Regions from separate parts of the Homo sapiens genome. Here region 1 is linked to region 2. The links are chromatin loops, found by intact Hi-C in ENCODE. Cell type or tissue: GM12878. All regions are shown on one strand. Links, peaks and the distances in the headings refer to the core of each region. The heading gives the core; the rest is flanking DNA.

What was found. Peaks named below come from ENCODE experiments on the same cell type or tissue, not always from the same donor. Only the 100,000 strongest peaks of a DNase experiment are listed, where the experiment ranks them.
Region 1: it touches region 2 in a loop (7-fold over the local background); 9 of 110 quality-filtered maps call a loop at or near these places.

What each region holds. Positions count from the first base shown.
Region 1 is chr1:23,848,879-23,863,888 of GRCh38, reverse strand. FUCA1 (alpha-L-fucosidase 1) reads left to right here. Exons shown (of 8, transcript NM_000147.5): 3 at 618-755; 4 at 3,986-4,091; 5 at 9,329-9,529. Among named protein-coding and RNA genes, the nearest start is that of FUCA1, 12 kb to the left of the region's middle. In GM12878, for the core only: a CTCF peak has its summit at 9,125 (motif pointing right); no DNase peak of the experiment used is centred there.
Region 2 is chr1:23,675,853-23,690,862 of GRCh38, reverse strand. No RefSeq gene overlaps it. Among named protein-coding and RNA genes, the nearest start is that of RPL11, 8.4 kb to the left of the region's middle. In GM12878, for the core only: no CTCF peak of the experiment used is centred there; no DNase peak of the experiment used is centred there.

The DNA.
Region 1 (15,010 bases), core at 4,636-12,635, 170 kb before region 2:
TATGGTTTTTTGTTTTGTTTTGTTTTGTTTTTGTTTTGAGACAGGGTCTCACTCTGTCGCCTTTGCTAGACTCCAGTGGCACAATCTTAGCTCACTGCAATCTCTACCTCCTGGGCTCAAGCCATCCTCCCACTTTAGCCTCCCAAGTAGCTGGGACTACAGGCTCGCACCACCACACTCAGCTAATTTTTACAGTTTTTGTGGAGACAAGGTCTCACTATGTTGCCCAGGCTGGTCTCAAACTCATGGACTCAAGGGATCCTCCCACCTCAGCCTCCCAAAGTGCTGGGATTACAGGCATGAGCCACTGCGCCCAGCAGGACTATACTCTGTTGGGATAATTGACTTAAAAGATAAAAGATGGTTTAAATAATATTTTGGTGTTAAGATATTTATGTATAAAAGGTAGTTATGTGTTTAATCAAAAACACAGTAAACCTCATTTTGCTTAAGTGAATAGTGAATAATTTAAGGAAATGGTTTTGGATCCCATTCCTCTCTATATGCTCTTATGAGTGAGTGCCACTGAAATGAAAAAATGCTAGAACTGATTTTCCTTAAAATAAATTATTTGTTCTATGCTTAATGACAGTTGCTGTTCTGTTTTTCTGTTTAAGGAACATCCGCTATGGACTATACCACTCACTCTTAGAGTGGTTCCATCCACTCTATCTACTTGATAAGAAAAATGGCTTCAAAACACAGCATTTTGTCAGTGCAAAAACAATGCCAGAGCTGTACGACCTTGTTAACAGGTAAGACACTGAAATATTTTGGCCCTATGACTTTTATCAATGAAATCAGAGCTTCCTATAGGGTACCATTAAAGTGGAGGAGGGATAGGTATGAAAAAAACCTAAAAGACATCAAAATAATAAAAAGTGGTGGTTGTATTAAGACAAAATATGTTCTTTCCTCCTGCCTTTCAGAACTTCTGTCATGTGGCCATATTGCCTTCTACATTGAAACAATCACACAAAACCCAGGATGGCAGAAAGTCAAAATTTTAGTTCCCTTCTTACATGCCGTTTTCCCTATGTCAGGACCCTGGAGAGGGGGTGGTTTGGCATCGGGCAGATTTGTGTTTGAATTCTGGCTCCTGTTACTTACATGCCTTAAACAGAACACTCTCCTGAGCTTGATTCTCACTCTGTAAAGTGGGGATAATAATGCCTTCTTTGTAGGGCTCAGAATAGTATGTGAAATGTATCTGTCACGGTGCCTGGTACAAAGTAAGGCTGTTGTTATTACCATTATTCTTTAAATGATCACTTTCACTTAGGGATTTGTCACTAGTTCTTCACAATGTTTTATCCCCATTTGCCTTTCTCGAGCCTGGGGACTCATAGAGGACGGTAGACCCTTAAAGCTTCAGAGGCAGCTGCCTGGACCCTCACTTTAGAGCAAAGGAAAATCACCTTTAGCCAGGCGCAGTGGCTTACGCCTGTAATCCCAGCATTTTGGGAGGCCGAGGCAGGCAGATCACTTGAAGTCAGGAGTTCGAGACCAGCCTGGCCAACACGGTGAAATCTCGTCTCTACTAAAAAATACAAAAATTGGCCAGGCATGCTGGTGCATACCTGTAGTCCCAGCTACTCGGGAGGCTGAGGCAGGAGAATCTCTTGAACCAGGGAGGCAGTTGCAGTGAGCCGAGATCCTGCTACTGTACTTCAGCCTGGGCTACAGAGGAAAACTTTGTCTCAAGAAAAGAAAAATTACCTTGTATTCAGATTCTATCCAGATGACTTCTCTTAAGAAAATAGTAACAATTGTAAGAGACCATCAGAGACATGGACAGATTTAGAATTACTGAATCTTAGATCCCCACTCTTTTATCGTACTTGGCTATGTTGCCTTGAACAAACTACTTATCTTTCGAGATCTTGGTTTCTCTATCTGTGAAATGGGATAATAGTATATCCTAGAATCATGAGAACTAATGAGGTAATGAGTTTAAATTGCCTAGTACAATTTCTTATACACAGTAAATCACAGACCATCTGTTATATCTTGCCACTTAGTGATCTTCCTAGAGTTTACCTGCCTAATTATGGAGTACAGTGGACAAATGGGCAGATTTGTATTTGAGTTCCACCTCCTGTTACTTACAAGCCTTGTCACCTGAAACAAATTGCCCTACTGAGCATCAAAGTCTTGCTGCTCAAATGAGAATAATAATGCTTACCATATAGGTATATACATATGTATTTATGTATATACACACAACATACATGCCTTATAGGGCTCAGAGTAATAATATGCTAGAGTACAAATGGGGCTCCAGTGGATTCCATAAGTCCTTTACAGTACAGACTTTGGTAATTATCCACAAAAATGCATTTTATGAATAGTTCCAACTCTTAAAACATCTTCAAAGCAAATCTTAGTCTTATAGTCCTGAAGCACCATTTTGTTTCCTTTGCTTCCTTGAAACACCATTCTTTTTTTTTTTATTATACTTTAAGTTTTAGGATACATGTGTACAATGTGCAGGTTAATTACATATGTATACATGTGCCATGCTGGTGTGCTGCACCCATTCTTTTTTTTTTTTTTTTTTTTTTTTGAGACGGAGTCTCGCTCCGTCGCCCAGGCTGGAGTACAGTGGCGCAATCTCGGCTCACTGCAAGCTCCGCCTCCCGGGTTCACGCCATTCTCCTGCCTCAGCCTCCCAAGTAGCTGGGACTACAGGCGCCCGCCACCATGCCCGGCTAATTTTTTGTATTTTTAGTAGAGATGGGGTTTCACGGTGTTAGCTAGGATGGTCTCGATCTCCCGACCTCGTGATCCGCCCGCCTCGGCCTCCCAAAGTGCTGGGATTACAGGTGTGAGCCACTGTGCCCGGCCAGCTGCACCCATTCTTAATTGGAATTAGTTGCTGAAAGGAAACCAAATTGTTTGTATGCTGATTACACCTCCATTTCCTAAAAGGCATAAAGAAAAAAGATTAGGGCAGGCACAGTGGCTCATGCCTGAAATCCCAGCACTTTGCGAAGCCGAGGCAGGTGGATCACTTGCTGCCAAGAGTTCAAGACCAGCCTGGCCAAGATGGCAAAACACTGTCTGTACTGAAAATATGAAAATTAGTCAGGCATGGTGGTGCACACCTGTAATCCCAGCTACTTGGGTGGCTGAAGTGCAAGAATCACTTGAATCCAGCAGGTGAAGGTTGCAGTGAGCCGAGATCACAGCACTGCACTCCAGCCTGGGAGACAAAGCAAAACAGTCTCAAAAAAAAAAAGGAAGAAAGGAAAAGATCAGGAGGAAATATACCAAAATGCTGTGTGTTTTTTTTTTTTTTTTTTGAGACGGAGTTTCACTCCGTCGCCCAGGCTGGAGTGCAGTGGCGCAATCTCGGCTCACTGCAAGCTCCGCCTCCCAGGTTCACGCCATTCTCCTGCCTCAGCCTCCCGAGTAGCTGGGAATACAGGCGCCCACCACCACACCTGGCTAATTTTTTTGTATTTTTAGTAGAGACGGGGTTTCACCGTGTTACCCAGGATGGTCTCGATCTCCTGACCTCGTGATCCGCCCATCTCGGCCTCCCAAAGTGCTAGGATTACAGGTGTGAGCCACTGTGCCCAGCCTGCTGTGTTTGTTTTAAATGGTGGTTTTATTAGCAAACTGGTTTTATTAGCAAATGTTTTCAGTTTTCCACATCCTCTGCACTGTGATAATTTTTATGCCACATACTTTCAAAATGAAGGAAAATTAATTTTAAAATATTTGTTGCAAAAATCAGTCCACAAGTCAAATGCAGTGATGTGCACCTGTAGTCCCAACTACTCAGGAGGCTTAGGCAAGAGGATCGCTTGAGCCCAGGAATTCGAGACTATAGTGCATTGTGATCATACATGTTGATAGCTGCTGGACTCAAGCTTAGGCAACATAGCGAAACCCCATCTCTAAAAAAAAAAATGGTCCATAAGATTTTACTGTGAACATGTTCAGATAATAAGCTCTGTCCTGATCACATGTCTTCCAGCTATAAACCTGATCTGATCTGGTCTGATGGGGAGTGGGAATGTCCTGATACTTACTGGAACTCCACAAATTTTCTTTCATGGCTCTACAATGACAGCCCTGTCAAGGTATGTGATTATATGACTTCTTATTTATCTCCTATGAAGAAAGAAAGTGCAAGGAGCCAAACTCTGGAGTAGACAACCACAGCAGCAGCAATAATAAACAGGAATATCAACATGGGGGCAGTAGGGACTGGGACACTTAATGGATGTTAAAGGTTTCTCCTTTAATCTTCCCTGGCTCCCTTAGAGTATAAGTTTTCTTCTCCTTTAGTGTTGTTTTTTTTTTTTTTTAATTGAGACAGAGGCTCACTCTGTCACCCAGGCTGGAGTACAGTGGTGCGATCTCCGCTCACTGCAACCTCTGTCTCCCGAGTTCAAGTGATTCTCCTGCCTCAGCCTTCCGAGTAGCTGAGATTACAGGGGCCCGCCACCTGGCCGGCTGATTTTTGTGTTTTTAGTAGAGACAGGGTTTCGCCATGTTGGGCAGGCTGCTCTCGAACCCCTGACCTCTGGTGATCCGCTCACCTTGGCCTCCCAAAGTTCTGGGATTACAGGCGTGAGCCACCGCACCCGGCAATCTCCTTTAGTTCTTAACTTTGACAATATAGGTTTAAACAGTGGTAAATTTACATAGTAGACTAAAAATAGTAATTACAATTCCCAGACCACTACAGAAAAAATAAACTCTATTAAGCAAACAAATGTTATAAATGAGAAAACCACCAAAAAGATATTAAAACATATAATAAAATACAAAGAAAACATATAAAAGACATACAGGCCAAGCATAGCAGCTCATGCCTGTAATCCCAGCACTTTGGGAGGCCAAGGCAAGCAGATGACTTGAGTCCAGGAGTTCAAGACCAGCCTGGGCAACGTAGTGAGACCTCATCTCTACAAAAAATAAAATTAGCTGGGTGTGGTGGCACGGACCTGTAGTCCCAGCTACTCGGGAGGTAGTCCCAGCTACTCAGGAGGCTGATGTGGGGGGAGGCTGACGTGGGAGGATCACTTGAGCCCAAGAGGTCAAAGCTGTAATGAACCTAGATCACGCCATTGTACTCCAGCCTGCGTGACAGTGAAACCCTGTCTCCAAAAAATAAAAATAAAGAAAACATATAAGATACACAAAACCTACAAAATTAAATGGTAGGAATAAAATGCAGATGCCTACAATCCCACCTACTCTATGTTGATTTTATAGTTTAACTCTCAAGGGACACACTTACTTCCCTTATATCCAAATCCTTGGGGGAATGTTGCCTACCCAGTACGCCTCCCTATAATCAACACTATGAGGCAGTGCATAATGGCTGCCCATTTACAGTTTGTATTTTAGCGTACTTGCAAAGTAGCGGAAACCCTAATCTTCACTGTAGCAAATTTCACGATTGTACATGTTCTAGATTTGTTGTGGATTTAAAAGGAAAATCTTAAGTGTAAAAGCAGTTTGTACTGAGGTACCTTGGTAGTTCATAAATCTCTAAGGGTCTTGGCCAGGTGCAGTGGCTCACGCCTGTAATCCCAGCACTTTGGGAGGCCAAGGCAGGCAGATCACGAGGTCAGGAGATCGAGACCATCCTGGCTAACACAGTGAAACCCCATCTCTACTAAAAATACAAAAAGAAATTAGCCAGGCGTGGTAGTGGGTGCCTGTAGTCCCAGCTGCTCAGGAGGCTGAGGCAGGAGAATGGTGTGAACCTGGAAGGCAGAGCTTTCAGTGAGCCGAGATCGCGCCACTGCACTCCAGCCTGGGCGACAGAGTGAGACTCCTTCTCAAAAAAAAAGTCTAAGGGTCTCATTGGGTCTCTATTACTAAGCTCAGAAAATGGGAAGAAAGAAAAAAACAGATTCTATATGATGCACAGAGACAGATTAAGAGTGGTTTTCTAAGGCCGGGCGTGGTGGCTCACGCCTGTAATCCCAGCACTTTGGGAGGCCGAGGCTGGTGGATCACGAGGTCAGGAGTTCAGGACCAGCCTGGCTAACACGGTGAAACCCCGTCTCTACTGAAAATACAAAAATTAGGCCGGGCCTAATTTTTACATGCCTGTAGTCCCAGCTACTTGGGAGGCTGAGGCAGGAGAATGGCGTGAACCCGGGAGGCGGAGCTTGCAGTGAGCCAAGATGGCGCCACTGCACTCCAGCCTGGGCAACAGAGCGAGACTCTGTCTCAAAAAAAAAGAAAATACAAAAATTAGTCGGGCGTGGTGGTGGGCACCTCTAATCCCAGCTACTCGAGAGGCTGAGGCAGAGAATTGCTTAAACCCGGGAGGCGGAGGTTGCAGTGAGCAGAGATCGTGCCACTGTACTCCAGCCTGCGCAACAGAGCGAGACTCTGTCTCACAAAAAAAAAAAAGAGTGGTTTTCTGGAACTTGATGAATGTTTGTGACCTCCCAGATGTGCAGTTCATCCCTAGGTAATGAACTCTGATGTGATGTCATATCGTAATTGTCTGCATATCTGTCTCTGCTAGTCTCTGCTGGATCGTTGAGGGCAAGAACTCTGTTTTATTCACCTTGGAAACTCAGTGTCTGCCACAGTGTGAGCCTCATGGTAGTTGCTGAATAAATAGGAAAAGTAGGTGGGTGTTGAACCAAGAATTCAGATTGTTAATACCCCATTTGTCTCTGAAATGGCGTCTATGTATATATGTTCAGGGTGTATACCCCTCGAGCTAGGTCGCTTGCTACGTGAGGTTACAGTCTAGTGTTTGTGCTTAAGGAGTATCACAGAAGGAAAAATGACTAGCCAAAGATGCAGGATTGGGAAAGGGAAGAAAATATCAACCCCAGTGTCATTTAAAAAGCATGACTAGCTAGACAGCCTGAACTTTTTTGGCTTTTTTTTTTCTTTTCTTTTTTTTTTGAGAGGGAGTCTCGCACTGTCGCCCAGGCTGGAGTACAATGGCACGATCTCGGCTCACTGCAACCTCCGCCTCCTGGGTTCACACAATTCTCCTGCCTCAGCCTCCCGAGTAGCTGGGAGTACAGGCGCACACCATCACACCTGGCTAATTTTTTGTATTTTTAGTAGAGACGGGGTTTCACCATGTTGGCCAGACTGGTCTTGAAACTCTTGACCTTGTGATCCACCCGCCTCAGCCTCCCAAAGTGCTGGGATTACAGGCGTGAGCCACCGCTCCCGGCCGGCCTCTCTTAAACAATAATTCCTAAGCAACCAGGACCTTCTGTGTGGGTGTGCCTCAACCCATCTTCACAGTAGCTTCGCAGACATATGGGGACTGTAGATTCTCCTTCATTTCTACCAGGATTTATTGAGAGCCGGTGCCGTAGCATGCCGCATGCTAAGCCTTGGAAATGCTGAATGAATGGTTTCTGCTCTTAGGGAACTACAGTCTGAAGAGAAAGACAGACATACAAACAAAGTACATTGTAGGGTGACCAGTATGATAGTAGAAGTATGTCCTGAGGTCTCCACAATCCATAGACACTGGTTCGAATGCCAAAGTGGAGGGTACTGCATTAGCTTCTGTGGGATGAAGGAGTGCATGGTTGTGTCTGTCCTTGACAGGCTGAGTGTACAGGGAGCGTTCACATCACCTGAGGACTCTGAGAAAGAGGAGGTGTGGCAAGGAGACACCTTTATTCACTCTGAGCCAGAGTCTGGGCACACTGTCACTTTTATCCCTCCCTCTCAAACCCCTGTGAGGTGGGTGATATTTGCCTTTGGATTTTGTTTGTTTGGTTGGTTTTGTTTGTTTGTTTTTATAGATAAGTAACTAACTTAAAAGGTAAAGTTACCTGCCTAAGACCCCTTGACTACTAGGTGGTGGAGCCAGCTATGAACCTCAAAGCCCTTGATAATCTTGTAACCAGGCATAAACTCTGATATGATGTCATATTGTAATTGTCCACATATCTGTCTCCTCTGCTAGTCTCTGCTGGATGGTTGAGGGCAAGACCTCTGTTTTATTCACCTTGGAGACCCAGTATCTGCCCACAGTGTGAGCCCCATGGTAGTTGTTGAGTAAATACTTATTGAATAAGCGGATGGGTAGGTGTTGAATGAAGAATTAGGATTGTTAATACCCCATTTTTCTCTGAAATGGCTTTTACATACCTGTTCTTGAATTGATCTTGAGTTGTCCTTTTCAATTCTGTGACCCATGATGCCCAGACATTGATAATCAAGTACCAGACATTGGATTGAACTAGTTACAAATAATGACTATTCTTCTATTTCTCTTTGGCACTTAACTAGCTTCCATAGGAGAAACTTCATACCAATGTGAATGACTCTAAAACAGGCAAGAAATGGGAATTTTAAACTTTTAATAAATCTCTTTTTGCCGTGATGAATTGAACATGGTTTCAGTTTTGTTTTTGTTTTTGTTTTTGAGACGGAGTCTCGCTCTGCTGTTGCCTAGGCTGGAGTGCAGTGGCACGATCTCGGCTCACTGCTACCTCCGCCTCCCAGGTTCAAGCGATTCTCCTGCCTCAGCCTCCCAAATAGCTGGGACTACAGGCATGTGCCACCATGCCCAGCTAATTTTTTGTATTTTTGGTAGAGACGGGATTTCACCGTGTTAGCCAGGTTGGTCTCTATCTCCTGACCTCATGATCTGCCTGCCTTGGCCTCCCAAATGGTTTCAGTTTTTATCTTGTATTGGCCACTCTGTTATAAAATATGCTGCATTTAACATTTACATTAAGATATTCCATGTATGATTTATCATTCTTCAGCTAAACCTTGAAGTAAGAAAAAGAATTTGCTATTTTTTTTTTTTTTGAGTGGGATTGTCTTAAGACTTTTTTTTTACGTAAGTAAGGCTGGGATTATATAGTTGGAAAACAGCCTGCCATGGGTTCAGATACCTGATTTGTAGTTCCAGCTTTTGAAACTGCCTAGGGGCATGGCCCCAGGCAGGTCCTCTCCTGTTCATTTCTCCTCTTATAGAAAAAGTGATTTACCAGATGATCTTTAAAGCAAGCTCTCCCAGCCCTGACATGTATCTCTGCAGCAGGGTTTCTCTACCTCAGTACTGTTGACATTTAGGGCTGAATATTTCTTTGCTGTGGGGGCTGTCCTGTGCATTGTAGGACGTTTAGTAACATCCCTGGTCTCTACCCACTAGATGGCATACCACCCCCGTTGTGACAATCAAAAATGTCTCTAGACTTTACCAAATGTCCCCTCCAGAGCAAAATTGCCCCCAGTTGACAGCCACTGCTCTAGACTAAGTTTCTTGCTTCCAAATAGAGCCTTACCAAAGTGTATTACATAAAGAAGTCAAGTGGTTTTACTCCTCATGACCAAATATTCTTTCCCTCCTTAGGATGAGGTGGTAGTAAATGACCGATGGGGTCAGAACTGTTCCTGTCACCATGGAGGATACTATAACTGTGAAGATAAATTCAAGCCACAGAGCTTGCCAGATCACAAGTGGGAGATGTGCACCAGCATTGACAAGTTTTCCTGGGGCTATCGTCGTGACATGGCATTGTCTGATGTTACAGAAGAATCTGAAATCATTTCGGTAAGAGCACCTTTGAGTTTTTTGTTTTTGTTTTTTTTTTTTTAACATGCAGTATGATTTATTTTATATAATGTTCAAAAGCTTGCAAAAACAGCATATTGTTTACAGATGCATATTTTGGAGGTAAAATTATGAAGAAAAGCGAGATCATTATAAACAAAATTTAGGAGGGGGCTGGGATGGAGAAGGGCATGCAAAAGGGCTTTAACGGTGTTGGTTGTAATCTATATCTTAAAGTGGGTGTGGGTAGTAGGGTGTCCAGTTTTTTATTTATTTATTTATTTATTTATTTATTCTTTATTGATCATTCTTGGGTGTTTCTCACAGAGGGGGATTTGGCAGGGTCATAGGACAATAGTGGAGGGAGGGTCAGCAGATAAACAAGTGAACAAAGGTCTCTGGTTTTCCTATGCAGAGGACCCTGCGGCCTTCCGCAGTGTTTGTGTCCCTGGGTACTTGAGATTAGGGAGTGGTGATGACTCTTAACGAGCATGCTGCCTTCAAGCATCTGTTTAACAAAGCACATCTTGCACCGCCCTTAATCCATTTAACCCTGAGTGGACACAGCACACGTTTCAGAGAGCACAGGGTTGTGGGTAGGGTCACCGATCAACAGGATCACAAGGCAGAAGAATTTTTCTTAGTACAGAACAAAATGAAAAGTCTCCCGTGTCTACCTCTTTCTACACAGACACGGCAACCATCCGATTTCTCAATCCTTTCCCCGCCTTTCCCCCCTTTCTATTCCACAAAACCGCCATTGTCATCATGGCCCGTTCTCAATGAGCTGTTCGGTACACCTCCCAGACGGGGTGGTGGCTGGGCAGAGGGGCTCCTCACTTCCCAGTAGGGGCGGCCGGGCAGAGGCGCCCCTCACCTCCCGGACCGGGCGGCTGGCTGGGCGGGGGGCTGACCCCCCCACCTCCCTCCCGGACGGGGCGGCTGGCCAGGCGGGGGGCTGACCCCCCCACCTCCCTCCCGGACGGGGCGGCTGGCCGGGCGGGGGCTGACCCCCACCTCCCTCCCGGATGGGGTGGCTGCCGGGCAGAGACGCTCCTCACTTACCAGACGGGGTGGCTGCCGGGCGGAGAGGCTCCTCACTTCTCATATGGGGCGGTTGCCAGGCGGAGGGTTTCCTCACTTCTCAGATGGGGCGGCTGGGCAGAGACGCTCCTCACCTCCCAGACGGGGTCGCGGCCGGGCAGAGGCGCTCCTCACATCCCAGACGGGGCGGCGGGGCAGAGGCGCTCCCCACATCTCAGACGATGGGCGGCCGGGCAGAGACGCTCCTCACTTCCTAGATGGGATGGCGGCCGGGAAGAGGTGCTCCTCACTTCCTAGATGGGATGGCGGCCGGGCAGAGACGCTCCTCATTTTCCAGACTGGGTAGCCAGGCAGAGGGGCTCCTCACGTCCCAGACGATGGGCGGCCAGGCAGAGACGCTCCTCACTTCCCAGACGGGGTGGCGGCCGGGCAGAGGCTGCAATCTCGGCACTTTGGGAGGCCAAGGCAGGCGGCTGGGAGGTGGAGGTTGTAGCGAGCGGAGATCACGCCACTGCACTCCAGCCTGGGCACCATTGAGCACTGAGTGAACCAGACTCCATCTGCAATCCCGGCACCTCTGGAGGCCGAGGCTGGCGGATCACTCGCAGTTAGGAGCTGGAGACCAGCCCGGCCAACACAGCGAAACCCCGTCTCCACCAAAAAAATACGAAAACCAGTCAGGCGTGGTGGCGCGCACCTGCAATCGCAGGCACTCGGCAGGCTGAGGCAGGAGAATCAGGCAGGGAGGCTGCAGTGACCCGAGGTGGCAGCAGTACAGTCCAGCTTCGGCTCGGCATCAGTGGGAGACCGTGGAAAGAGAGGGAGAGGGAGACCGTGGGGAGAGGGAGAGGGGGGAGAGGGAGAGGGAGAGGGGAGTTTTTTGTTTTTTTTAATGAAATGGGGTCTTGCTCTGTCATGCAGGCAATAGCGCAGTGGCACGATCATACCTCACTGTAACCTCAAACTCCTGGGGCTCAAGTGGTCCTCCCACCTCAGCCTCCTGAGTAGCTAGAACTACAGGTGTGCACCTCTACAACCAGCTAATTTTTAAATTTTTTGTAGAGACAGGGTCTTGCTATGTTGCCCAGGCTGGTCTCAAACTCCTGGCCTCAAGAGATCTAGCCTCAGCCTCCCAAAGCACTGGATTACAGGCATGAGCCATGGCAGCTGGCCTGAGTTCACTATTTTTTAACTATGGATCTCAAACCACTTTTTATTATTATTATTATTATTATTACCTTCTAACATACTATATGATTGATTTTAATTATTTTTTTCCTCTTTTTTTAAATTTTACTTTAAATTCTGGGATACAAGTGCAGAGTGTGCAGGTTTGTTTCATAGGTATACATGTGCCATGATGGTTTGTTGCAAACTATCAACCCGATATCTAGGTTTTAAGCCCCACATGCATTAGGTATTTGTCCTAATGCTCTCCCTCCCCTCACCCCCACATTCCAACAAGCCCTGGTGTGTGATGTTCCTCTTCCTGTGTCCCATGTGTTCTCATTGTTCAACTCCCACTTATGAGTGAGAACATGTGGTGTTTGGTTTTCTGTTCCTGTGTTAGTTTGCTAAGAATGATGGTTTCCAGCTTCATCCATGTCCCTGCAAAGGACATGAACTCATTCTTTTTTATGGCTGCAAAACCAGCTTTTTTATGTAAGAGTGATGTCCAGCTTCATCCATGTCCCTGCAAAGGACACATTCTCTTTTATGGCTGCAAAACCAGCTTTTTTATGTAAGAGTGATGGAAGTACTCTGGATAGAAGTGCAGGTCAATAGAACCCTTTTAAGGACATTGAATAGACTAACAGAAACCTGTCCTAAGGAAATAATTAGAGTTACACAAGAAAGTTGTGCAGAGGTCCTTCCCAGGATTATTTGTATGTATGTATGTATGTATGTATGTATGTATGTATGTATGTATGTGTATATTTATTTATTTATTTATGAACGAACTTCACTCTGTCACCCAGGCTAGAGTGCAGTGGTGCGATCTCGGTCTGCTGCAACCGCCGTCTCCCGGGTTCAAGCAATTCTCCTGCCTCAGCCTCCCGAATAGCTGGGAATACAGGCACGTGCCACCATGCCCAGCTTATTTTTGTGTTTTTAGTAGAGACAGGGTTTCTTCATGTTGGCCAGGCTTGTCTCGAACTCCTGGTAACCATAAAAATGTTGACAAATTTAATATGGGTTAATGTTTAGAGCACTGAATGAAAAAACAGTTACATATTGGCTGGGCACAGTGGCTCATACCTGTAATGCCAACACTTTAGGAGGCCAAGGTGGGAGGATCCTTTGAGGCCAGGAGTTCAAGACCAGCCTGGCCAAAATAGAAAGACCCCATCTCTATTATTATTATTATTTTTAATAAAGTTACATATTGGCTGGGCATGGTGGTGGCTCACACTTGTAACTCCAACACTTTGGGAGACCAAGACAAGAGGATTGCTTGAGGGCAGGAGTTTAAGACCAGCCTAAACAACATAGTGAGACCCCATCTCTATTTTAAAAAATAAAAATAAGTGGCCAGGCACGGTGGCTGACACCTGTAATCCCAGCACTTTGGGAGGCCAAGGAGGGTGGATCACAAAGTCAGGAATTCGAGACCATCCTGGCCAATGTGGTGAAACCCCGTCTCTACTAAAAAATACAAAAAAAATTAGCTGGGCGTGGTGGCACATGCCTATAATCCCAGCTACTCAGGAGGCTGAGGCAGGAGAATTGCTTGAACCCAGGAGGCAGAGGTTGCAGTGAGCTGAGATTGCGCCACTGCACTCCAGCCTGGGTGACAGAGCTAGACTCCGTCTGAAACAAAAATTTTTTTTAAATAATAATAAATAAATAAAATAAGTTACATATTATTACAACTATATAAAATTAACTACATAGGAAAAAGACTAGAAGAAGACATCAAAAGTTAATGGTGTGGTGTCACTTGGAGTACTGTAATGAATTCTTATAATGAATTCTTTAATTCTTTTTTTTTTTTTTTTGAGATGGAATTTCGCTCTTGTTGCCCAGGCTGGAGTGCAATGGCACGATCTCAGCTTGCTGCAACCTCCACCTCCCGGGTTCAAGTGATTCTCTTGCCTCAGCCTCCCGCATAGCTGGGACTACAGGTGCCTACCACTGTGCCCAGCTAATTTTTGTATTTTTAGTAGAGACAGGGCCTTCACCACGTTGGCCAGGCTGGTCTCAAACTCCTGACCTCAGGTAATCCACCTGTCCTGGCTTCCCAAAGTGCTGGGATTACAGGTGTGATCCACCATGCCTGTCTGAATTCTTCAAATTCTGTAATGAATTTAAAATTTTCTCTATATAACCTTAGTTTTTCTGAGCTGCCTGGATATGTATAATACCTGTTCAAGGTCACAGTAAAAACACACACACCCAAATCCCACTCCAGAAGTCTTAAAGAATGTATCTCTTGGCTGAGCACGGTGGCTCACACCTGTAATACCAGCACTTTGGGAGGCTGAGATAGGTGGATCACAAAGTCAGGAGTTCAAGACCAGCCTGGCCAACATAGTGAAACCCCATCTCTACTAAAAATACAAAAATTAACTGGGCATGGTGGTGCGCACCTGTAGTCCCAGCTACTCGGGAGCCTGAGGCAGGAGAATCACTTGAACCCAGGAGGCGGAGGTTGCAGTGAGCCGAGATTGTGCCACTGCACTCCAGCCTGGGAGACAGAGCAAGAGTCCGTCTCAAAAAAAAAAAAAAAAAAAAAAAAAGAACGTATCTCTTTATAGCAGTTTTCCCAAAGGGGCAGCATGTTCATTTATATAGCCCAATGCGTAAGGAATGTCCTGAAATTCTCAGCTTCCCTGCCCACACCTCATGTTTCTGGGGCATGACCCTTCCCACTGCACTCAGCACCATGAGAAGTACAGTGTCACAGGAAGTGCTCCATGGCCACTCCCTGAAATTCAAGTTAATATAATATAGCCTGATTTTTCATTTACTCACATGAGCCTAACCTGCTTTTATAGTGACAAAAATATATATAGAGAGAGAATTTTTAGCTCAGGTGCGGTGACTCATGCTTGTGATCCCAGCACTTCGGGAGGCCAAGGCAGGCAGATCACCTGAGGTCAGGAGTTTTGAGACTGGCCTGGCCAACGTGGTGAAACCCTGTCTCTACTAAAAATAGAATGATATTAGCTGGATGTGGTGGCGCATGCCTGTAATTCCAGCTACTCAGGAGACTGAGGCAGGAGAATCGCTTGAACAGGGAGGTGGAGGTTGCAGTGAGCCGAGATGCAGTTGAGCCAAGATCACGCCATTGCACTCTAGCCTGGGCGACAAGAGTGAAACTCCAGCTCAAAAAGAAAAAAAAAAAAATTAAAACAGCAGAGGATATTTAAAAAACAGAGTGTGCCCTAGATTCTTTTTCTTCTCTGTCTATTTTAAGCATGATGCCAGGCTTGG
Region 2 (15,010 bases), core at 3,575-11,574:
CCTTATACACATAGTCTGAAGGTAATTTTATACAATATTTTAAGTAAGTTTGTGCATGAAACAAAGTTTGTGTACATTGAACCATCAGAAAGCAAAGGTGTCACTATCTCAGCCACCCTTGTGGACAATCTCTGGTTGGTTGGCCTAACCATTTTTCCAGACTGTAAATGTATATGCTATTGATAAGCAATACTTTCTTACGCTTATTCACATATAAGTACTTAACAGCGGCCGGGCGCGGTGGCTCACGCCTGTAATCCCAGCACTTTGGGAGACCGAGACGGGCGGATCGCGAGGTCAGGAAATCGAGACCATCCTGGCTAACACGGTGAAACTCCGTCTCTACTAAAAATACAAAAAAAAAAAAAAAAAAAAATTAGCCGGGCGTGGTGGCGGGCGCCTGTAGTCCCAGCTACTCTGGAGGCTGAGGCAGGAGAATGGCGTGAACCTGGGAGGCGGAGCTTTCAGTGAGCCGAGGTCGCGCCACTGCACTCCAGCCTGGGTGACAGAGCGAGACTCCGTCTCAAAAATAAAAAATAAGTTCTTAACAGCAAAATATATGCTATGTCATTAATACAGTGAAAAAGTAATGTGTTCAGGGCAACTAAGCAGCAGAGGAGCATCACCAGAAAACCTGGATCAGCTGTGAAACAACAGCGACCCACCCCCCCTCCCCCCACCACCACACCCGACCCCGGCCCCGCCAACCAGGCCAGGTGCTGTGGCTCACACTTGTAATCCCAGCGCTTTGGGAGGCTAAGGCGGGTGGATCACTTAAGGTCAGGAGTTCGAGACCAGCCTGGCCAACGGGGTGAAACCCCGTCTCTACTAAAAATACAAAAATTAACCGGGCCTGGTGGTGCATGCCTGTAATCCGAGCTACTCGGAAGGCTGAGGCAGGAGAATCGCTTGAACCGAGGAGAAGAAGCTTGCAGTGAGCCAAGATCACACCACTGCACTCCAGCCTGGGTGATAGAGCAAGACCCTGTCTCAAAACAAACAAACGAACAAACAAAAAACAGCGACCACAAGTGGCAGGCTTTCAGTCTCCACCTATGATGCAGTGTTTTGATTAAAAGATTACTGTACAATGTATTTTTTTTTTTAATTTTTATTGATCATTCTTGGATGTTTCTCGCAGAGGGGGATTTGGCAGGGTCATAGGACAATAGTGGAGGGAAGGTCGGCAGATAAACAAGTGAACAAAGGTCTCTGGTTTTCCTAGGCAGAGGACCCTGCGGCCTTCCGCAGTGTTTGTGTCCCTGGGTACTTGAGATTAGGGAGTGGTGATGATTCTTAACGAGCATGCTGCCTTCAAGCATCTGTTTAGCAAAGCACGTCTTGCACCGCCCTTAATCCATTTAACCCTGAGTGGACACAGCACATGTTTCAGAGAGCACAGGGTTGGGGGTAAGGTCACCGATCAACAGGATCCCAAGGCAGAAGAATTTATCTTAGTACAGAACAAAATGAAAAGTCTCCCATGTCTACGTCTTTCTACGCAGACACGGCAACCATCCGATTTCTCAATCTTCTCCCCACCTTTCCCCCCTTTCTATTCCACAAAACCGCCATTGTCATCCCGGCCCGTTCTCAATGAGCTGTTGGGTACACCTCCCAGACGGGGTGGTGGCCGGGCAGAGGGGCTCCTCACTTCCCAGTAGGGGCGGCCGGGCAGAGGCGCCCCTCACCTCCCGGACGGGGGGCTGACCCCCCCACCTCCCTCCCGGACGGGGCGGCTGGCTGGGCGGGGGGCTGACCCCCCCACCTCCCTCCCGGACGGGGCGGCTGCCGGGCGGAGACGCTCCTCACTTCCCAGACGGGGTGGCTGCCGGGCAGAGGGGCTCCTCACTTCTCAGACGGGGCGGCTGCCGGGCGGAGGGGCTCCTCACTTCGCAGACGGGGCGGATGCTGGGCGGAGGGTCTCCTCACTTCTCAGACGGGGCGGCTGGGCAGAGACGCTCCTCACCTCCCAGACGGGGTCGCGGCCGGGCAGAGGCGCTCCTCACATCCCAGACGGGGCGGCGGGGCAGAGGCGCTCCCCACATCTCAGACGATGGGCGGCCGGGCAGAGACGCTCCTCACCTCCCAGGTGGGATGGCGGCCGGGAAGAGGCGCTCCTCACTTCCCAGATGGGATGGCGGCCGGGCAGAGACGCTCCTCACTCTCCAGACTGGGCAGCCAGGCAGAGGGGCTCCCCACGTCCCAGACGATGGGCGGCCAGGCAGAGACACTCCCCACCTCCCAGACGGGGTGGCGGCCGGGCAGAGGCTGCAATCTCGGCACTCTGGGAGGCCAAGGCAGGCGGCTGGGAGATGGAGGCTGTAGCGAGCCGAGATCACGCCACTGCACTCCAGCCTGGGCACCACCGAGCACCGAGTGAACCAGACTCCGTCTGCAATCCCGGCACCCCGGGAGGCCGAGGCCGGCGGATCACTCGCGGCCAGGAGCTGGAGACCAGCCCGGCCAACACAGCGAAACCCCGTCTCCACCAAAAAAGCATGAAAACCAGTCAGGCGTGGCGGCGCGCGCCCGCAACCGCAGGCACTCGGCAGGCCGAGGCAGGAGAATCAGGCAGGGAGGCTGCAGTGAGCCGAGATGGCAGCAGTACAGTCCAGCCTCGGCTCGGCATCAGAGGGAGACCGTGGAAAGAGAGGGAGAGGGAGACCGAGAGGGAGAGGGGAGAGGGGAGAAGGGAGAGGAGAGAGGGGACTACACTGTATTTTTTTTAAGGTGAGAAGAAACATCAGAAGCAGTTGAGGGAGCAGGAAGTGGGTCCCCTAGGGACAAGGAGGCATTCTCCTGGATGGCTTTTTAAAATGTTTCCTCCAGAGTCATCTGCCTTTTTTTTTTTTTTTCTATTTTTTTTTGTTTGTTTTTTGTTTTTTGTTTTGTTTTGTGGCAGGGTCTTGCTCTGTTGCCCAGGCTGGAGTGCAGTGGTGTGATCTTGGCTCACTGCAGCCATGACTTCCCGGGCTCACATGATCCTCCCACCTCAGCCTCCCACGTAGCTGGGACCACAGGTGCACACTACCATGCCCAGCTAATTTTTTAAATTTTTTGTAGAGATGGGGTCTTGCCATGTTGCCCAGGCTGGTCTCCAACTCCTGGACTCAAGCGATCCTCCCACCTTTGCCTTCCAAAGTGCTGGGATTACAGGCATGAACTGCCACACCAGGCTTCATCTGCTTCATTACCAATGGTTTTTGTCTTAGACATGATTTTGTTATGAATGCATTCTGCTCTTGCCCCTCAATAAGCTCATCATGCATTTTCTCTTTTTTTTTTCTTTTCTTTTTTTTTTTTTTGAGACAGAATCTCACTCTGTTGCCCAGGCTGGAGTGCAGTGGCTCCATCTCGGCTCACTGCAACCTCCACCTCCTGGGTTCAAGCAATTCTCCTGCCTCCGCCTCCGGAGTAGCTGGGATTACAGGCGTCCACCACCATGCCCGGCTAATTTTTGTGTTTTTTTTTAGTAGAGACAGGGTTTCACCATGTTGGCCAGGCTGGTCTCAAACTCCTGACCTCAAGTGATCCACCCGCCTCAGTCTCCCAAAGTGCTGGGATTACAGGCATGAGCCACTGCACCTGGCCTACAAATCTTTAAAAATGTAACATCATGTCTCGTCTTAAATTTCTGCAACCAGCCAGGTGCAGTGGCTCATACCTGTAATCCCAACAGTTTGGGAGGCCAAAGTGGGAGGGTTTCTTGAGCCTAGGAGTTTACGACCAGCCTGGGCAACATGGCAAGACCCTGTCTCTGCAAAAAATTTATTAGCCTGGCATGATGGTGTATGTGTGTGTGTTCCCAGCTACTTGGGAGGCTGAGGTGGGAGGACTGCTTGAGCCTAGGAGGCTGAGTCTGCAGTGAGCCATATTTATGTCACTGCACTCCAGCCTGGGTAATAGAGTGAGACCTGTCCCCACACCCCAAAAAATCTGCAATCAGCCTGTTGAATATTCAGTTTCCTTAAATTTTCTGTTCATCGTGATAGATCTTGCTTGTTTCACCTTCAGTATACCATTAAGCGGCACATGTTGGATGGATCCATCAGTGCAATGCTGATGGATCTACTCTTCTTTTTTGTTGAGACAGAGTCTTGCTCTGTCATCCAGGCTGGAGTGCAGTGGCATGATCTCAAGTCACTGCAACCTCCATCTCCGGGGTTCAAGAAATTCTCCTGCCTCAGCCTCCTGTGTAGCTGGGATTACAGGCACCTGCCACCACGCCCAGCTAATTTTTGTAGTTTTAGTAGAGATGGGGTTTCACCATGTTGGCCAGCTGGTCTTGAACACCTGACCTCAAGTGATCCACCCACCTCAGCCTCCCAAAGTTCTGGGACTACAGGTGTGAGCCATCGTGCCCAGCCAGATGGATCTACTCTTTCAATACACAATGAAGATCTTCATTTTTTTTGCTTTATGCATTGTTTTTCTCTTTTTCATTAACTTCTGTTCATCATTTTCAGCATATAGAACTTCATCAGTTTATCCTTCTGTTTTTTTCTTTCTTTTTTTTTTTTTTTGAGATGGATTCTTGCTCTTGTTGTCCAGGCTGGAGTGCAGAGGCGCGATCTCGGCTCACTGCAACCTCTGCCTCCCAGGTTTCAATTCTCTTGCCTCAGCAATTCCCTTGCCTCAGCCTCCTGAGTAGCTGGGATTACAGGCGCCTGCCACCGCACACGGCTAATTTTTTTGTACTCTTTTTTTTTTTCATTTTTTTCATTTTTTGAGTTGGAGTCTCCCTCTGTTGCCCAGGCTGGAGTACAGTGGCACAATCTTGGCTCACTGCAACCTCCGCCTCCTGAGTTCACGCGATTCTCCTGCCTCAGCCTCCCAAGTAGCTGGGACTACAGGCATGCACCACCACACCCGGCAAGTTTTTTGTACTTTTAGTAGAGACGGGGTTTCGCCATGTTGGCCAGGCTGGTCTCGAACTCCTGACCTCAGGTGATCCGCCCACCTTGGCCTCCCAAAGTGCTGGGATTACAGGCATGAGCCACCACGCCTGGCCATCCTTCTGTTTCTTTAGGTCATCTACGGTGTTTATGCCAACACCATACTCTTCTGTAGGATATTTCACACCTACACTTCTGTCCCATTTCTCCAGCAACTTGACTTTCTGTGCTATAAACATAACTGCTTCCTCTTTTTCTTTTTTTTTTTTTTTTTTTTGAGATGGAGTCTCACTCTGTTGCCCAGGCTGGAGTGCAGTGGTGCCATATAGGCTCACTGCAACCTCTGCCTCCCGGGTTCAAGCGATTCTCCTGCCTCAGCCTCCCGAGTAGCTGATTACAGGCGCCTGCCACTACACCCAGCTAATTTTTGTATTTTTGGTAGAGACAGGGGTTTCACCATGTTGGCCAGGCTGGTCTTGAACTCCTGACCTCAAGTGATCCACCCGCCTCGGCCTCCCAAAGTGTTGAGATTGCAGACGTGAGCCACCTTGCCTGGCCTGCTTCCTCTTTTCCTTATCACTATTACTCGTAGGGGTATCTGCAGGCCTTTCTTTACACTTTCAACAATATCTTTACACCACGGAACAGAAAATAATAATTAAAAAAACACAGTGAGTGATGTGCATAGATCTCTTCCCTATTTGAGGCATGTGGGGAACCTGCAGTTGGCATGTCTGGCCTGCACATGTGCCATCATGTTACCCCTTTTTTTTTGTTTTTTGTTTTTTGTTTTTTGTTTTGAGATGGAATCTTGCTCTGTCACCCAGGCTGGAGTGCAGTGGTGCGATCTCGGCTCACTGCCACCTCCGCCTCCCAGGTTCAAGTGATCCTCCTGCCTCACCCTCCAAAGTAGCTAGGATTACAGGCGCGCACCACCACACCCAGCTAATTTTGTATTTTTAGTAGAAATGGTTTCTACCATGTTGGCCAGGCTGGTCTCGAACTCAGCCTCCCACCTCAGCCTCCCAAAGTGCTGGGATTACAGGCATGAGCCACCATGCTCAGCCTTGTGTTACCTCTTGTGGACATGCTTTCATGGCGGAATCTGAGTGGGAGTGGAAAAGAGATATCACAGCTGAAGGGGGCTGGGAGCGTCTTTTTTCCCTCAGGAATGCTGAATAAACTGTATGCTGTGTACCTGCATTTTAACTGCCACCTGTCACATGAGGTCAAGTGTGAAATTTTCCACTGTGGCTTCATGTCAGTGCTCAAAGTGTTTCAGAGTTTAGAGCATTGCAGATTTGGGGTTTTCAGATTATGGATGATCAGTCTATAATTAGAATCCTATCAGCCTCAGTTTTCCTCATCTGTAAAATGGGTACCATAAGATAATTATGTAAAGCACATGATAAGCCTGAAATAAATTGTGACTCTTGTTATTAATATAAAGCTGGTATATCCAAGCAACACCGTCTTCTAAAAAGTGTTAGACATGGTATTATAATCAAGAGATGGCCTGCAGGTTAGCCTCTGATACACAAGGACTTCAACCCGGACAGTAAGAGGTCCCCCTGGCTTGCACTGAATCCTCAGCAGCAGGACCCATGGATAGGAGACCAGGACCCACGTTCCAGGCTGTAGCTAGCTTTGAGTCAGCCAGTTCCTTTAATAGGAACAAACTGATGGAAAGAGGAGAACACAGCAGGTTTTGGTAGGGAAGGAACCAAGCCTCTTCCTTCTGCTGGCACAATTCCCTTCTCTCATCCTCATAAGCCATAAGTGAGATAGAAGCCCCAGTCTCCCCTGATTTCACCCAGAGGGACCAGAGGGCACTTCTGGGAAACTGGGCTGATGGAGGAGGGCAAATGGAAAACGCCCCTCCTTTGAGCCTCCACCCTCAAGTACCCACTGGCCAACTCAGAGCTGGGGTTTCAGCCAGACTCCCAGGAGGGGCTGCTTCGAAACTTGGAATAAAGAAACAACAGAATGGGCCAGACACTGTGGCTCATGCCTGTAATCCCAGCATTTTGGGAGGCCGAGGTGGGTGGATCACCTGAGGTCAGGAGTTCAAGACCAGCCTGGCCAACATGATGAAACCCTGTCTCTACTAAAAATACAAAAAATTAGCTGGGTGTGGTGGCGGGCACCTGTAGTCCCAGCTACTTGGGAGGCTGAGCCAGGAGAATCGCTTGAACCGGGAGGCAGAGGTTACAGTGAGCTGAGACTGTGCCATTGCACTCCAACCTGGGCAACAAGAGCAAAACTCTGTCTCAAAAAAAAAAAAAAAAAAGAAAGAAAGAAAAAAGAAAAAAAGAAAAGAAAAGAAACAACTGAATGTAACACATGGTCCTGGATTTTCTTTTGCTATAAAGCATGTTATTGGGACAATTGGCAAAATCTGAATAAGGTCTATAGATTTCAGAAATGTACCATGTTTATGTCCTCATTCTGATTACTGGATCTTGGTTTTGTAAGAAAATGTTCTTGTGTTTAAATAAAAGCACATTCAGTATTTGCAGTAGAGGGGCATTGTATCTGCAGCTTACTCTGAAATGGCTCAGAATGAAACAAATTTAGAGGGGAAATAATAAAGCAAATGTAGCATGTAGAGGCTAAGGGAACTTCATCTTGGATTTTAATCTGCCATATTGACTTCTGATTTTTTTTTTTTTTTTAGAGACAAGTCTTGCTATGTTGTCCAGGCTGGTCTTGAACTCCTGGACACCTTGGCCTCCCAAAGTGCTAGGATTACAGGCATGAGCCACTGCTCCTGACTTCTGATTAACCCCAGTTCCAGGAATGCCTCTATGATTTCTACTTTATCTACTATTAAGAGCTGTAAATCCTGCCCTTTAGGTCAAAACAACCATGATGTTAGCATTGTAAACACTTAATATAAATCCTCTTCTTAAGCAGATTATAGGCTATGTCATACATAGCATTTTTGCCTTTCCCAGAGGGTTGACCTCAATTGTCCTACACATTTCTTCTGAAGCACATATACCCTTTCCCTATGGTATATGAGCCCTGGGTCTTGGGGGTAATAGTACGGGGACCCACTGTCTCACGGCTGCCTGAGACATGACTTCTCTTCTAAGTGTCTTACATGTTTCTTTCTGAGAAACTAGATTTGTCATCCTCTTTCTTCAGCCCATCAGCTCCCTTGGCCTTTGGGGGTAGGTTTGGATATACCTTCTCACCGCAGAACATGGTGAAGTTAAGTTTTAGGGAATCTGCTGAGCATAGTGGCACACATTTATAATTCCAGTGGTGGAAGAGGCTAAGGCAGGAGGATCCTTTGAGCCCAGGAGTTTGAGACTGCAATGAGCTATGATCCAACCACTGCACCCTAGCTTGGGTGACACAGCCAGACCATACCCGGCCCCCTCTCAATCAATCAATCAATAAAGGACTTGGGGAATCTGGGTGAAAGATATATGGGACTTCTTGCAACTTCTATGTAACTTAAAGGGAAACAGGTACCTGGGGAGATATAAAATTGAACTCATTCTCAAAAGCTCAATCCCCACCCCAACTCCACCTTTTCTTCAAACAAACTTCCCAGAATAGCTCTTAAGTGGCTGTATTACCCATACTGTGATAATGAGGGTGGCTGATTAATAACTAATTTACTGTCCCCACCAGGCACCAGCTCACTCAACCTTCAGCATCCCTGTGGAGGCAGATACTATTGCTTTCCCATTTTACAGATGAGCAGACAAACACATAGAAGTTTAGTAACTTTTTTTTCTTTTTTTCGAGATGGAGGAGTTTCACTCTGTCACCTAGGCTGGAGTGGAATGGCATGATGTCTCGGCTCATTGCAACCTCCATCTCCTGGGTTCAAGCAATTCTCCTGCCTCAGCCTCCCAAGTAGCTGGGATTACAGGTGCCCGCCACCACGTCTGGCTAATTTTTGTATTTTTGGTAGAGACAGGGTTTCGCCATGTTGGCCAGGGTGGTCTTGAACTCCTGGCCTCAGGTGATCTACCCGCCTCAGACTCCCAAAGTGCTGGGATTACAGGTGTGAGCCACCGTGTCCAGCCGTGTCCAGCTTTTTTTTTTTTTCTTTTTTTAGACACAGTCTTGCTCTGTCACCCAGGTTGGAGTGCAGTGGTGTGATCTCAGCTCACTGCAACCTCTGCCTCCCGGGTTCAATCAATTCTTGTGCCTCAGCCTCCTGAGTAGCTGGGACTACAGGCATGCACCACCATGCCTAGCTAATTTTTGTATTTTAGTAGAGATGGTGTTTTGCCATGTTGGCTAGGATGGTCTCAAACTCCTGACTTCAAGTGATCTGCCCTCCTCAGCCTCCCAAAGTGCTGGGATTACAGGCATACGCCACTGCACCTGGCCCTTTTTTTTTTTTTCTTTTCTTTTTTTCACTCAGTTGCCCAGGCTGGAGTGCAGAGGCACGATCTCAGCTCACTGCAGCCTCGACCTCCTGGGCTCAAGTGATCCTACCACCTCAACCTCCCAAGTAGCTGGGACCACAGGTATGCACCATCACACCTGGCCAATTTTTTTGTATTTTTTGTAGAGATGAGGTCTCACTATACTGCCCAGGCTAGTCTTGAACTCCTGAGCTCAAGTGATCCACCCACCTCGGCCTCCCAAAGTGCTGGGATTATAGGCATGCACCACCACTCCTGGTCTAGTAACTTTTAAGACAGTAATGAAATCAGGCAGTCTAATACCAGCGTCCCGTCCTATTTTAGAAGCCGACAGACCAGGCTAGGGCCCAGACCTTCCCCTCAGTTTTCCCTCCATGCGTTTTCTTCTTTACAAGCCCAGCTGTCTGGCTCTTGCATCTGGACTCCCAGTAACCCACCTGCCTCCTCACTGCTTGAGACAGAGGTCAGTAGAGGCAGAGGCAAAAAGACTTGCTTTGCTTTATCCAACGCCTCAAGCTCATCAGCAGAGAGAAAACCATATTAGCAGGATCAGGATTAAGATAGTTCAGACAGCCGGGCGCAGTGGTTTACACCTGTAATCTCAGCACTTTGAAAGGCCAAGACGGGCGGATGAGGTCAGGAGTTTGAGACCAGCCTGGCCAACAGGGTGAAACCCTGTCTCTATGAAAAATACTCAAATTAGCCAGGCGTGGTGTTGGGAGCCTGTAATCCCAGCTACTGGGGAGGCTGAGGCAGGAGAATTGTTTGAACTTGGGAAGTGGAGGTGGCAGTGAGCCAAGATCGCATCATTGCACTCCAGCCTGGGAGAAGAGCAAGACTCTGTCTCAAAAAAGAAAAGACAGGGCCGGGCGTGGTGGCTCACGCCTGTAATCCCAGCACTTTGGGAGGCCAAGTTGGGTGGATCACAAGGTCAGGAGATCGAGACCATCCTGGCTAACACGGTGAAACCCCATCTCTACTAAAAATACAAAAAAAATAGCCGGGCGTGGTGGCGGGCGCCTGTAGTCCCAGCTACTTGGGAGGCTGAGGCAGGAAAATGGCGTGAACCCAGGAGGCAGAGCTTGCAGTGAGCTGAGATCGCGCCATTACACTCCAACCTGGGCAACAGAGCCAGACTCCATCTCAAAAAAAAAAAGAAAAAAGAAAAAAGAAAAAGAAAAAGAAAAGAAAAGACAGTTTAGGCAAGAGAACAAGTCCAAGGCTTCTCCTTGAGCCACTCTTCCCAGGTGAGGCTCTACCACTCACTTCCTGGCTGCCTTCCTGGCTGCCTTGGTGACCTTGCTGCCAGTAGCTGCTTTTTTCTCCAATCTTGATGGCCCCAACAGCCACTGTCTGCTTCATGTCACACAGAGAAATGACCTAGGACATAGGGCGTGAAGAAATAGGGGGAATACTTTTCAGAGCAGGAGCTATGGGACACTTGCAGAAGAGGTCAAGTGGGCCAAAAGTGATCATTTGAGTTATATACATGAGCTCATGTTCATTCTCCCAATAATTCACAGTACATCTCTTGTACCCATTTTACAGGTGAGAAAAGTGAGGCAGAGAAGTTGAAGGTCACTTGGCTGCAATGGTTAAAAACCTAGAAGTTGGCCGGGAGCGGTGGCTCACACTTGTAATCCCAGCACTTTGGGAGGCTGAGGTGGGTGGGTCACCTGAAGTCGGGAGTTTGAGACCAGCCTAGCCAACATGGTGAAACCCTGCTTCTACTAAAAATACAAAAAAAGAAAAAGAAAGAAAAATTAGCTGGGCGTGGTGATTGGCGCCTGTAATCCCAGCTACTGGAGAGGCTGAGGCAGGAGAATCGCTTGAACCCGGGAAGCGGAGGTTGCAGTGAGCTGAGATTGCACCATTGCACTCCAGCCTGGGTGACAGAGCAAGACTGTGTCTCAAAAACAAAAAGAAAAAGAAACTAGAAGTCTCACACCAGTGCTTATATTCTTAGCTGCCCAACTCTCCTGCTGCCATCAGCAATGATGACAGGGAAAGCTTTCCTTTTGGTGCAGTCACCTTAGCAAAGGAATGCTCCCAGCCTCCAAGCAACCAGCAATTCCCCCATGCCCATCACAACCCATGCGGTGGTTCTCACAGTCAACTGGCAACCTGGGTGTTGCTTCTCCTGAGGTTTTTTGTTTGTTTGTTTTTTGTTTTTGGGAGACGGAGTTTCACTCTTGTTGCCCAGGCTGGAGTGCAATGGCGCGATCTCAACTCACTGCAACCTCCACCTCCTGGGTTCAAGCGATTGATTCTCCTGCCTCAGCCTTCCCAGTAGCTGGGATTACAGGCGCCTGCCACCATGCCTGGCTAATTTTTGTATTTTTAGTAGAGACAGGGTTTCATCATGTTGGCCAGGCTGGTCTTGAACTCCTGACTTCAGAAGATCCACCCACCTCAGCCTCCCAAAGTGCTGGGATTACAGGCGTGAGCCACCGCGCCCAGCCCTTGAGGGTTCTTGAAGGCATCCCTGACTTCATGTTGCAGAGAAAAGGCTTCGGCTCCTGGCTTTGTGTCTCATAATATTTTTGGTATGGGTAGGAAGACCTAACCCAACATTGCAAGATTTATGTTGGCAGCCTCTTTAGCCCAGCTCTAAAATTAGCCTTTATAGATTCACCCTTTTCCCCATTAACTGGGAGACCTGAGGGACTTGTTCTTCTTGCTCAGGCACAAATGTCTAACATATAGCACAGAACCTGGCACAGAAGCACTACGTGAAAGAGCCTACTCCCTAGATATTTGAGTTCAGAATGTAGTTCAAGCCCAGCCATGCAAGTGATACCTGGAGAGTCTAAGAAACATACTCCTAGGCTGCAGCCTTAACCAGGTAACTCTATCAGGGTGTGAGCCTCTAGGTTTAAAAGGCTTCATCAGTGGTTATGATAATCCAGCAGGTTTGAAAGCCACCGTCCTAGACAGCAGGAAGGGAAAAACCTCCCTACCCATCTCTGCTCTACTCACCTTCTCTAGAGCAGTGTTTCTCAAACATTGATGTGACGTCCATTTACCTGGGGGATCTTGTTAAAACGCAGATTTGAATTCAGCAGGTCTAGATGGAGAATGAGATTCTTCTATTTATCTTTCTTTTCTTTTCTTTTCTTTTTCTTTTTTTTTTTTTTTTTTTTTTGAGACAGGGTCTTGCTGTGTCTCCAAGATTGGAGTGCAGTGGCGTGATCATAGCTCACTGCAGCCTCAAACTCCTGTGCCCAAGCCATCCCCCCACCTCAGTATCCCCAAGCACCACCATGCCCAGCCAATTTTTAAAATGTTTTATAGAGATGGGGGTCTCGCTATTTTGCTCAGGCTGGCCTCAAACTCTTGGCCTCAAGCAATCCTCCTGCCTCAGCCTCCCAAAGCACTAGGATTTCAGGTATGAGCCACTGCGCTCAGCCAGATTCTGCATATCTAACTCCCAGAGCATGCCTGTGAAGCATGTCCATGAACAACACTTTGAGTAGCAAGGCTTTAGAGTGGCCCCCACCTTGCTGTGATACCAGGCAAGCCCCCTTCTCTCTGTGGGCTCTTCTAACCTGGCTCTCAGATCCTTGTGACTAGGTTCTACTGCCTGGCTCAGGTGGCCAACTGGCTTCCTGGACCCAGAAGGAGGAAGGGGCAGCCCCAGTGGCCAGGTGCTGTTGGGTCTTACTGAGGGGCGGGTAGTCTGAGAAGCTTTCCACGCACATGGGCTTGCCCAGGATCATCTGGGCGATGGCCAAGTCCCCAGACTTCAAAGCTCTGGGGTTGTCTTCCACTTTGTTGCCCAAGCGCTGGTTTGCAAACTTGCTGCTCTGCAAACATGCAGGCAATGTGGGCTGTGTGGCAGTACAAAACTGGTGAGTAGCCAGCTGTGGTGCAGCCAAGGTAGTTGAGAATGATCACCTGGAGGCCACGGTGGGATGGGGAGGGGAGAAAGGGGGGCATCAGCTAAGCCCCATGCAAAGGAGGTGACCCTGATCATCTAAGAGGTCAGGCACCTTGGGCACATTTTATTTTTTAATTTTTTGAGACAGAGTCTCACTCTGTTGCCCAGGCTGGAGTGCAGTGGCACGATCTCTGCTCAGTGCAACCTCCGCCTCCCAGGTTCAACTGATCCTCCTGCCTCAGCCACCCTAGTAGCTGGGATTACAGGCACATGCCACCATGCCCAGCTGATTTTTGTGTTTTTAGTAGAGATGGGGTTTCGCCATGTCTGGCCTGGCCAACATGTGTCCAGCCCCAGAATCTGTATTTTTGAAACACCTTCCCAGATGATTGTAAACCACTTGGTTTAAGAAATACTGCTTTTCAGCCAGGCATGGTGGCTCATGCCTGTAATCCCAGCACTTTGGGAGGCCGAGGTGGGCGGATCACTTGAGGTCAGGAGTTCAAGACCAGCCTGGCCAACATGGTGAAGCCCCGTCTCTACTAACAATACAAAAATTAGCTGAGCGTGGTGGCACATGCCTGTAGTCCCAGCAACTCGGGAGGCTGAGGCAGGAGAATCGCTTGAACTTGGGAGGCAAGGTTGCAGTGAGCTGAGATCCTGCCCCTGCACTCTAGTCTTGGCAAGAGTGAGACTCATTCTCAAAAAAAAAAAAAAAAATATTGCTTTTCAAGATGTTGTTGTGGAAACTAACAGATTCATTGAAGTACATTGGTTTGTTCAAGGGTGCACACAAATAAAAGGCAGAGTAAGAATTCTAACCCAGGCAGTCTGACTCCACCTCCACAGTGGTCAAGAGTCTAATACAGAGCCCATGCCCTGTGACCACTCTGAGTGAGCTGGCAGCCCTAGGAGCAGCGGGACATGCCCCTCAGTGGGTGTCTCACCTGGGAGACAAAGCTCGCCACCTCTGAGGGCGGGTCATTCTTGCTGTCCTGCCAGGTCACCTCGCCTGATGTCCTTTACTGATACGTTCTTCACATGGAAGCCCACCTTGTCACCAGGCAGGGCCTTGGTGCATCTCCACAGACTCGACTTCCATGGTGATGTTGCATGGGGCGAAGGTCACCACCATGCCTGCTTCCACCTGCCCCACAAGCACAGTGCCAATACCTGGAGGGACAGAGCACCCAGGGCCATCAGCAACCAGACCCCAGTAGGCCCCCAACCCCAAGCACCTCCACAAGGCATGAACTTATCCCCAGTCTTGTACCTGCCTGTCAGGGGCAGCTGCAGAGGCTTGTCCGTGGAGTGGGTAGCAGTGTGATTGAGTCCAGTGCTTTTAGCAGTGTCACACCTGCCACATTCCATTCCTTCCTGGTGACCTTACAGCCTTCAAACCAGGGCATCTGTAAAAGCCACCAAATGTGCAGCTCACTCAGCCCAGAGAGAGCGCAGATCTGATCCAGGGCCCAGCCTGCAATTAACATGAACCTCAAGGGATGCATTCTAAACCTTGGTTTCCCCATCTGTGAAACAGAGATCTCACCATCTACCTTACGGGCTGTTGTAAAGACACAGAAGACCACACATGAGCCATCCCATGACATCTACTGTGCACTTGCTAAATGATGATGATTAAATCTCACAGGCACTGTGAGATTGGCTCCCTGCATCAAGCTAATATATTTCAGAAAGCAGAGATTCCTGGAATCTGAATATCCCTTAGATCCCATTCTATCTGTTCATTACACAGGTGGAGAAACTGAGGTCCAGAGAAGGGAGGGACTTGTTAACATACAGCAAGTTAAATAAGTGTCAGGAGTAAAAATAAAAGT